Regions from separate parts of the Homo sapiens genome. Here region 1 is linked to region 2. A link is a loop called in an ENCODE intact Hi-C map of the cell type or tissue named here. Cell type or tissue: MCF 10A. All regions are shown on one strand. Links, peaks and the distances in the headings refer to the core of each region. The heading gives the core; the rest is flanking DNA. Region 1 overlaps FRMD6-AS2 (FRMD6 antisense RNA 2). Region 2 overlaps FRMD6-AS2 (FRMD6 antisense RNA 2).

Region 1 (4,400 bases), core at 327-4,326, 58 kb before region 2:
TCGGCCTCCCAAAGTGCTGGGATTACAGGCATGATCCACCATGCCCGGCCTGCAAGTTGGATCACTTTCTTTGTGGGAGTCTGATGGACTGAGGAGGGCTATCTAACTATTAAGCATTAGCAGTATGCAGTATGGTGCAGCAGTTCTGTATCAAGAATTCCTGTGTAGAGTTTTTATGTGCATTCAATGCATTGATGGTTTCATTTATTGACTTTGCAGGCATTTATGAAGTTCTTACTGTATACCTGTTATCATAACTGGCACTGAAAACATAGAAAAAATAAAAGACCAGAATAGTTCCCAAAGGAATCAAATTTCATACTTGTATCTTCGTGGACACTGATACAATGCTAATCTCTTTCCTGGTCAGTCCAGAGCTTTGCTGATCTATAGACTCAATCACAAGATGCCTATTTCAAGTTGAAAGTGGATGAGAAATTCTGGTTGTGGGTATGCTTGTCCTTATGTGGAAGATGCCAGTCATTCTCTCTTTTGTCATTTAACCTATGTTGTCATATCCCTAACGATCTCTGACCTTGCAGCCCTTAAAAAGAATGATGCAATGCTATATATGCTAGGCATGGAAAGATGTCCTAGATACAATATTCAGTGAAAAAAGCAAGTTTCAGGATAGTATATAGGGTATAAAACCGTTTTTTTTTTTTTGTTTTTGAAGTACTGGAGAAATGTTGTTCTGGGACCAGCAGCATGAGCATTACCTGGGAACTTGTTGGAAATGCAAATGCTTAGGCCTCACCCCAGACCTACTGCATCAGAAACTCTCAGTATGGGTTTGGGAATCATGAACATGACCCCCAGGTGGTCCCAATGAATGCTCAAGTTGAAGACCTGCTGCTCTAGCGTGTACAGTGTCCCAGTATTGTTTGTTACTGTATATAGTATCCTAAGGTCTAGTGTGGGTTTGTCACAGCTTTATAACTGGCTTATAGTTACAGTCCCTGTAAATGAATTGCTTGTTATAAAGAATTTTGATTACATTATTTTTGGTTTATTGTATTTGTATATACATTTCCTTTACAAAATCAGTAAAATACAAAATCAACAAATTATAGGTACTGGAAAAAATGCTGCTGACTATATGAAAACAATCTCTAGATGGCTGTACATTAAGCCAGTGCTTTTCAGACTCTGATTTACATACAGATCACTTGGGGGATCTTGTGAAAATGCAAGACTGGATTAAGGCCTGAGGTCCTGCATTTCCAACCAGCTCCAGGTCAGTGCTGCTGTTCTATGGGTCACATTTTGAATAGCAAGCCACTAAAATGTTATCCATAGTTATTGTTGGAAGGTCAAATGGTGGGGAGTTATGCTTTGTACATTTCACCTTTGCGCATTATTTTTTAAAAATATTTTTTACAAATAACTATATTCAGAGAAAGGATGAAAGATTTTTAAAGTCTTTCACCAGAATTTGCCTTACTTTGACATCTCTCTGCTATGCAGGCTTAGCCTTGAAACACATTTCCAAGAGTGAAGCAAAAGGAAACTCATTTATTGGCCCTAGAAATCCCCCCACTGATACTGTAGAAATGAATGTTAAAAAGCAGTGGTGATAGGTATAGAGGGAAGTAGGAAGAAATTCATATTAGCTGGAATTTTTTTAGTGCCAGTATTAGAAATCTAACTGAAATGGGCTTAAGGAGATAAAGGACATTTTTAAGAAATCTGAGGGAAATGCTTGCTTTCGTCATGGCTGAATGAAGTGTTCAAACGATGTAGTAACGAGATCTGCTTTCTTCTGCAGTGGCTTTATCTTCAGGCAGTTCCTCTTTCCCTAGGGTGGCCACCAGCAGCCCTAGGCTCTGCTTCTATGATTAGAAACCACAGCAGAATGAGAACCTCCCTTCCCAGCAAAAATTCCAGGGACGACTCCCATTGGCAGGAGCCCGTCTCTGAAATTTTCGCAGTAATTTTGATTGGCTAGACTTGGCCACAGGCCCACTTCTGAAGAAGTCTGGGGGTGGTGTCAACAACATCCACGACAGCTGAGAGGAAGGGGTGATTCCCCAAAGGAAAATCAAAGTTTTGATACAAAAACAAGATGGAATAGATGTAAAACTGAGAGATGGTGTTCTGTTATTGTGCCAGTCTTCCAGCCCAATCCTTTCATTTTGCTTATTTGGAAATCAGTTTAAGGGATTTATTCAAGGTCACATGGGTAGTCAACAGCAGAGCAAGACTTAACAACTTCTGCCCTATTTCTACATCCTCTCTACTGTAGTACTACCACCTTCTTGGAAACTAGGAATGAATCAAACATGGAGCTTCTATAATGCTTGCCTTATCTTTGAAATGTCTTCTTAAATACTGTATTTCATGATATTGAATTTAAAGGAACTCTAATTGCACATCTCTCATCTTTGACTCTCCTACATTGACTGCCTGGAGTAAGAAAGCCACATTCTTTCTGTGATAGTAATCCTTGCTACTCCTTTCCTCTTTGGGGAAACAAGTCAAAGCTTGACAAAGTGTAGCTGCTGATCTATTTGAACGAAGTTCGATCCCTAACCAGTGATCCCATGAATGAGGTGGATGCCCTATGGATGGAGAAGCTCACACCGGCCTCTGCTTTTTTTGTGGTATATTTTATCCCGAGAGCTTGATTAATAATCTAGACTGGGTCCTCCCTTTGGGTGGGTATGTTGCCCTCCCAATTTTCCCAGGCACAGCAATATCTCTGCAGACAGGTACGGGCATGCATCAGAAATCTGGAGGCTCGCCCAAAAAGTTATGTCTGCTGTTTGTGAAGGGGCAATGTAGCAATTATATGAGTAATGCAGTGGCAGATCTTCTATGAGAAATTAAAACTGGAGAAAGAGGGCTTTCCTCCTTGAAGGAAGGGTGTTGGGTGAACTAACACTATTTTCTCCTGCCCTTTCCCCCAATCTCAATCCCTTTCTCTCCAAACATTCTTCCTTGAGCACCCCACTCTGGCACTCAAAAAGCCATGGGAATGGGAAAGAAGTGGCTGGAAGTAAACAGCCTGCTTACTCACAGCAACTGAAAATTTTGTTTCGACGATTCTGGTTCCAGGGGCAGGAGCTGAAGATTAATGCCTGGAGTCTGCCCCATTCTGAGAGCAGCAGCCTGGCTCCTGGTGGCTCCAGCAGCAGGTAGGAAAAAAATGTTTGTTCTTACCCTTTTTTATGAAATATAATCTGAAGACAAATTTAATGTTAAATTCCTGTACAATGGGCACAGTAGAATCATCGAAGGGTTTAAATAATTTGATTTGTCTGCAAACCAGCCCAAACTGCTGAGGGAGTTGGTTCTGCTGCTGAAGTTGATCTGTCTCATGATTTATTCTTTAGGGAAGGGGGTACCTTGGGTTGTCCAATGTAACAGCCACTGCTGTCAGGGCTAGGAAGAAACTCACATCTTCATGACTTGACAGTGCCTGTGCTTTCTGTACTTTTGCTTACAGTGTGTGTGTTTATGTACGTGTCCTGTACTCTAGACACACACTTGCCTTGGTAAGAACACTCTCAAAAACACAGATGATAACCTGACCAGAAGACCGGTCCCTTTGATGCACCGTTTTATTCTAAATGTTTCAAGAGCCCAACAATGACTTCTTGTAAGACACCATCATAAGTTTTTAAAAAGGAAGTTATTAAGAGTCTGGGAAACATTAAGTAGGTGTCGGTTACATTAGTATCAGTTACATGCTTACCCTCTGGGTTGGAAAAGGAGACATTTACATATTTGGGGTTCCTGCACTTCTTTTATGAGGGGTATAACTTAGCAAAACTAGACAAGAAACTGTACAATGAATACAATGAGCTGTTACAGAGTTTGTCATAACCAGATCCCAAGTGTTGTAAAAGTAAAATATGATGCATGTGTGATAGAAGGAAGTGATAAAGGGAATATGGAGAAGAACAAAGTGGAGTTTTATGAGAATTTCTAGGTCTACTTTTAAAAAACAGACTAAGTTTGTGAGTCAGTAACTAGGCAATCAGTTCTCAGAGAAGCTACTTATGAACTGTGTCATCACATTACTTTTAAGATGACCAAATATTGAGGCTATCTGTTGTTTGCCATTGTGAGTGTGTGCTTGTGTTTCTGCATGTGTATTTATGACAGAGAGAGAGAGACAGAATATGAGGGAGGGAGAGAGGAGAAACTCTCATATATTGGCTTACAGACAAATGCTGGGTCATTTAAAAATGCATCTCTGTAACCACTTGTTCTGGAAACATTAATCACCACCTTCTGTGTTTTGGGCACCGTGCTGGGTCCTGGCTGTATACGTGTGTATAGTGTGTGGGGCACAGTGCTAGGTCCTGGACGATATATGTGTGTATTTTGTGTGTGTGTGTGTGTGTATAAAATGCGAAATTTCTTCTTTAGTAACCTTTACCTACCTCTTATTC
Region 2 (4,400 bases), core at 241-4,240:
AAGCCTGCATAAGGATGAAAGGAAATTAGTGTAACATCTCATCAGTTATAATTTACTTAATCTTCTGTAGTATGGGAATATTTGGCATTTATACACACACACACTACACACACGTGTATAAGGATTTTAAATCCATAATTACAACTCAGTATTTTCCATGGGCTCAAAACCCACCTATAAATTTCCCGAACCATTTGGAAAGGGTTGTATTAATAGTAAGATTAAGAAACATGGCAACACATGAATTAGGAAGGGTTTGGGGCTGAAACATTCCAAGAGATCACTCATAATTGATGCCCCATCCTTTTTATCATTCTTTAATTTTTGTTAACGTGCCCAGACATGCACTAGACACAGTTATCTTCAAAACATTCTGTAGTAGAATAGCTTGGTGTCTGTTAACCGAAGACATGATACAAGCATCATATTTAATATCAACTTTTGCTGTTCACCCATAAAATACAGAACATTGAAGCACTCTTTTTAAACACAGCAAAAATCTGCCCCATGATTAGAAAGGAGTACAGAGGTTGACACTCCACTCTGTACTCCAGAGGTGTGCTCTGGAGTAGTACAAACGGGTTTACAAACTGCTAGAGTTAAGGAAGCTGCATGATCTGTCTTCCGATTTAGTTTCCTGCAGTGGTGGACTGGAGTCTATTTTACCTGATCCAAAGAGCTGATGTTAAATATGCAAGAATTTTGCAAACTAGTATTTAAACTGTCAGTTGCTTGAAATCAGCCAGGGTGGGAGTATTTACACCACAAAAATGAGTCAACTGTCAATCTGGCTTCCCTCTCATCCCCCAGAGCCATTTTACCAGCACACCACTGCCTCCCGGGTAAGTTTAAGGATAAAATGAGTTAGTTTATGTAAAGCGCTTTTCATAGAGCTCCCCATAGACAAAGCATTCAGTAAATGCTAGCTACCATTATTGTTATTATTATTTGCCATTGAAAATAAATGCAGCCAACTCTCAACTGTTTATCAAATTGATAAATCATCTATGTCCTATGTTTGTTTGCTTTTGTCCCTATTTGACAATTTTACTAGCAGCATACAAGGGAATATGTTCGGGCATAGGAAAAAAAAGCAGTGAAATCCTAATCAATCCATGGTAGTGCTTATTATTATAGCATTGTGATCTTGACAAAATATTTGCTGAGAGAGAAAGAATTAAAGTTGAAAAAAATGAAAATGGGATTATATCTAAATTTAAAATATTCACTCTATTTTTGTCTTCCTTAAAACAGCTCATCGAAATTCCATTATAAATAGAAAATGATAAAATAATAATTTTGAACAATTGTAGAAAAATATGACAAGTCTGTATTTCAGTGATAAATCATAGAATTCCTGACACACATTATCTTAGGCCAAAAAGGGAATTATTGGTTCTTGTAAATCTCAAAGGTAAAAATCAAAGGATAGGTCTGTGTTTGAACACACCTTGATGCAGGATCACATTAGGCCATGAGTGCTCGGTTTCTCTGGCTTCTATTAGATTATTGCTATTTCCAGTCTCCACGTGGCAGCCTCAGCAGCTCCAAACTCTGCCTTTAAAGTGGAATGCTCTTCCCAAAATCATGTCTCTCAGGAAAGAGAAACTCTTTTTTTTTTCTTTTTTTAAATAGTTCCTGTAAAATTCCTGAAGTTTATTTTGATTGATCTGGCTTTGGCCACACATCTGATGCCAGTTTGGGAGAATATCTAATGGGGTAAAGGTAATTTATTTAAAAAAAAAAACTGTAAGAGTATATCTAACAGGGTAAAGGTAATTTGTTCCCCCTCCCCATCAAAAAAAAAAAAAAAAAAAAAAACCTGTGGTGTTATTACACTAAGATAAAATGGATGTCATGCAACCAAAATACAATTGTCTACTCCAAATTATCTTCATTGTAATTGAATTCATGTTGATGGCAACTCATGTATACATGTAGAGCTAGCACACTGCTTTCTCTTGGAACACAGTTCTGATAATAACCTTCTCAGATCAAGTTTCAGCCCAGGGCACTTCTGAAGCCATTAAAGACCCTAGTCATAAAGAGGCAAAAATAGAGATAGTATCACTACAGGAACTAATTTGAGAAACCCGGGTAAAAGAGTGTTTTAAAAAGCAAATGCTAGCCAAAAAATAATTTATAACACCTCCTGCCAGGCAAAGTTCAAGTTTCAGCTAATAGGAGAATATTCCTGGTATGATCTCGGTGCCTTCCTTAACCAAGAATTAGAGCCCCATGGTACAATGACCTTAGAAATTTTGAAAGCAGTAGCACCAGGAAAAGTGAGAGGTCAAAACTCTGTGTGTTCTGTAATGGACACAAACCTGTTGGCATTTAAAAATTCCACAGTGTTTTGCTGTCAAATTTGTTTTAGAATTTCATTTCAGGAAAGTAAGTTCTAACTCTAATGTTATGGAGAAGTTTAAATATTTATACCAGAAAAAATAAAAAGCACAAAACCCTCTACCCTAGAGTCTCAACCATTGACAAGTTACATAATTCTAACGAGTGTAAAGTATCAAGCTCTGTACATCTTGCTCTCTGCTGGGAAGGTGATGCTTCTGTTTCTCTTGGCTGTAAGTTTGTTTGGCCTGAGCTGGATGTCAGCCTGATTCCTAACCCTCCTCATGGAGTCACAGGCTGTAATGCATGAGTCACAGAGGTTAAAATGCAGCCTTTTCTGGTTTATATTGTATGTGGATTCTGTAATAGTCTTGGAATAGTGTTCTGTGATTCATATCCTAGTCTGGTATGCCTTAGCCAAATGCATCTCCTGGTCTGGTGATGTATATTGAGAGCCCTACGACGCTTATTGAGTATGGAGTGATTTAAGGAAACCATTTTTCTATCCCCTGGGAACTTTCTTTCTTATAATATCCCACCCAAATGTGATTTGTTTAAAACATTGTGATGCTCACCTTTATCTTCACCATTAAATATGTCATACTAAATAATCTTGTGGCCATACCAAGGAAACACCAAATATAAGAAGAGCATTTATTTTACAAAAAAGAGGAGACACATCTGTAAGTATTTTGGAGGGTGAGCATATTTCCCGAAGATCTTGAGATTGGATGTTGGCACCCTGTGTGGCCCTGAAAAAAAAAAAAAAAACTATCTTGGGTCTTTTGTAATTGAACTAGAAACTGTACCAACCCAGAGTTTATAAACAGTATCATATAACATTCATTTTGAAATATACAGAAATGTTAATGAGGTGATGGATGTGAAATCAGCTTTTACTAAGAAATACAATGTGTGCCCGCATCAAGCAGTGGGAATAATTACCAATTTATTTTCTCCTATGAAAAAATGATACTCAGACATTAGTGGGATCTTGGAAAGGGATCTGCGTTATTTGTGGAAGTATCACTAAGGCTAAACAACTGTGGCACCAAAGGACAGGCAGCATAATTTTCTAAAATATAGAAAAATTTAAAAGAGGCATTGCCAGAAAATAAATGAGAATGTTCATTCTCGCTAAGTTCTATGAGTAATGTAAACATATCTGGCATTTGTCCCCACTTTCTTCCTGGGACCTTTAAAATGAAAGTTTAGTGATTTATTCTTAATCGCCCACAAGCTGTTAGGTACCCTGTGGCTTGTAGCCATCAGAATTAATTGCAGGTGGCTTTGCGGGTCTGCAGCATGCAGTAAACATGATCATGATGGATTCCTAACACAACCTGGCTGGCTTAGGGTAATTAGCTCTGGATCCCTTCTTCTTGTTCTGAAGTATGTTTAATTCTCCGTGGATTTCTGAAGCAATATTTTGTCTTTCTTGAAAGAAAATTGAAGAAAGTCTGTGAAATAGAAAAATAATTGGACTAAACTCTCAATTTTTTGGAAGGGGAAATGTGGGGGAAACGGGGAGATAAGTTAAAGGCTGAAGCACTTCTGTGAAACTGTTTCTCTAAAGCAGAAAAAGAAGAGTGAATTTAGTGATGGTATATTTACCCTGGAATTTAAGAGGAATAACTCTTTCTGGTGTTCAGAAGTCCATACTTACTGATGTACTGTAAAACCTTGCCCTTCTAAGTGTGGTCCTGGGACCAGCAACGTCAGCATCACCTGGGAGCTAATTAGAGATGGAAAATCTTGGCCACTCCAGACCTGAATCAGAATCTGCATTTTAACCTGGACCAAGGCGATTGGCATTCTTATCAACATTTGAGAACCATTGATGTAATCCATGGTTAGAATATTTGATTTACTTAGAGAGCTTATCATTCTGTCTAGAAGGCATTTATATTCCAGTTATGATTGCCAGAAAGTCCCAGAAAGAAGCAGGTGCAATGCTGTTCCCTGGGAGACCAGGCTGTGAGGGCAGCAGCCATGCCTCTCTGGTCTTTGGATTCCCAGCACCTAGCTCAGTGTATGAAATGTTAAGGTGGATG

What was found. A loop is a pair of places that touch in the nucleus more often than their neighbours do. Peaks named below come from ENCODE experiments on the same cell type or tissue, not always from the same donor. Only the 100,000 strongest peaks of a DNase experiment are listed, where the experiment ranks them.
Region 1: a loop joins it to region 2, with 4 times the contacts of the local background. A loop is called at or near these places in 5 of 110 quality-filtered maps.

What each region holds. Positions count from the first base shown.
Region 1 is chr14:51,486,284-51,490,683 of GRCh38, forward strand. The region is part of intron 2 of FRMD6-AS2 (FRMD6 antisense RNA 2); the gene reads right to left. It also overlaps a transcript of FRMD6 not described here. Among named protein-coding and RNA genes, the nearest start is that of LINC02310, 91 kb to the left of the region's middle. In MCF 10A, for the core only: no CTCF peak of the experiment used is centred there; DNase peaks (open chromatin) are centred at 2,738 and 4,218.
Region 2 is chr14:51,544,786-51,549,185 of GRCh38, forward strand. All of the region lies in intron 2 of FRMD6-AS2 (FRMD6 antisense RNA 2), which reads right to left. It also overlaps a transcript of FRMD6 not described here. Among named protein-coding and RNA genes, the nearest start is that of FRMD6-AS2, 53 kb to the right of the region's middle. In MCF 10A, for the core only: no CTCF peak of the experiment used is centred there; a DNase peak (open chromatin) is centred at 2,646.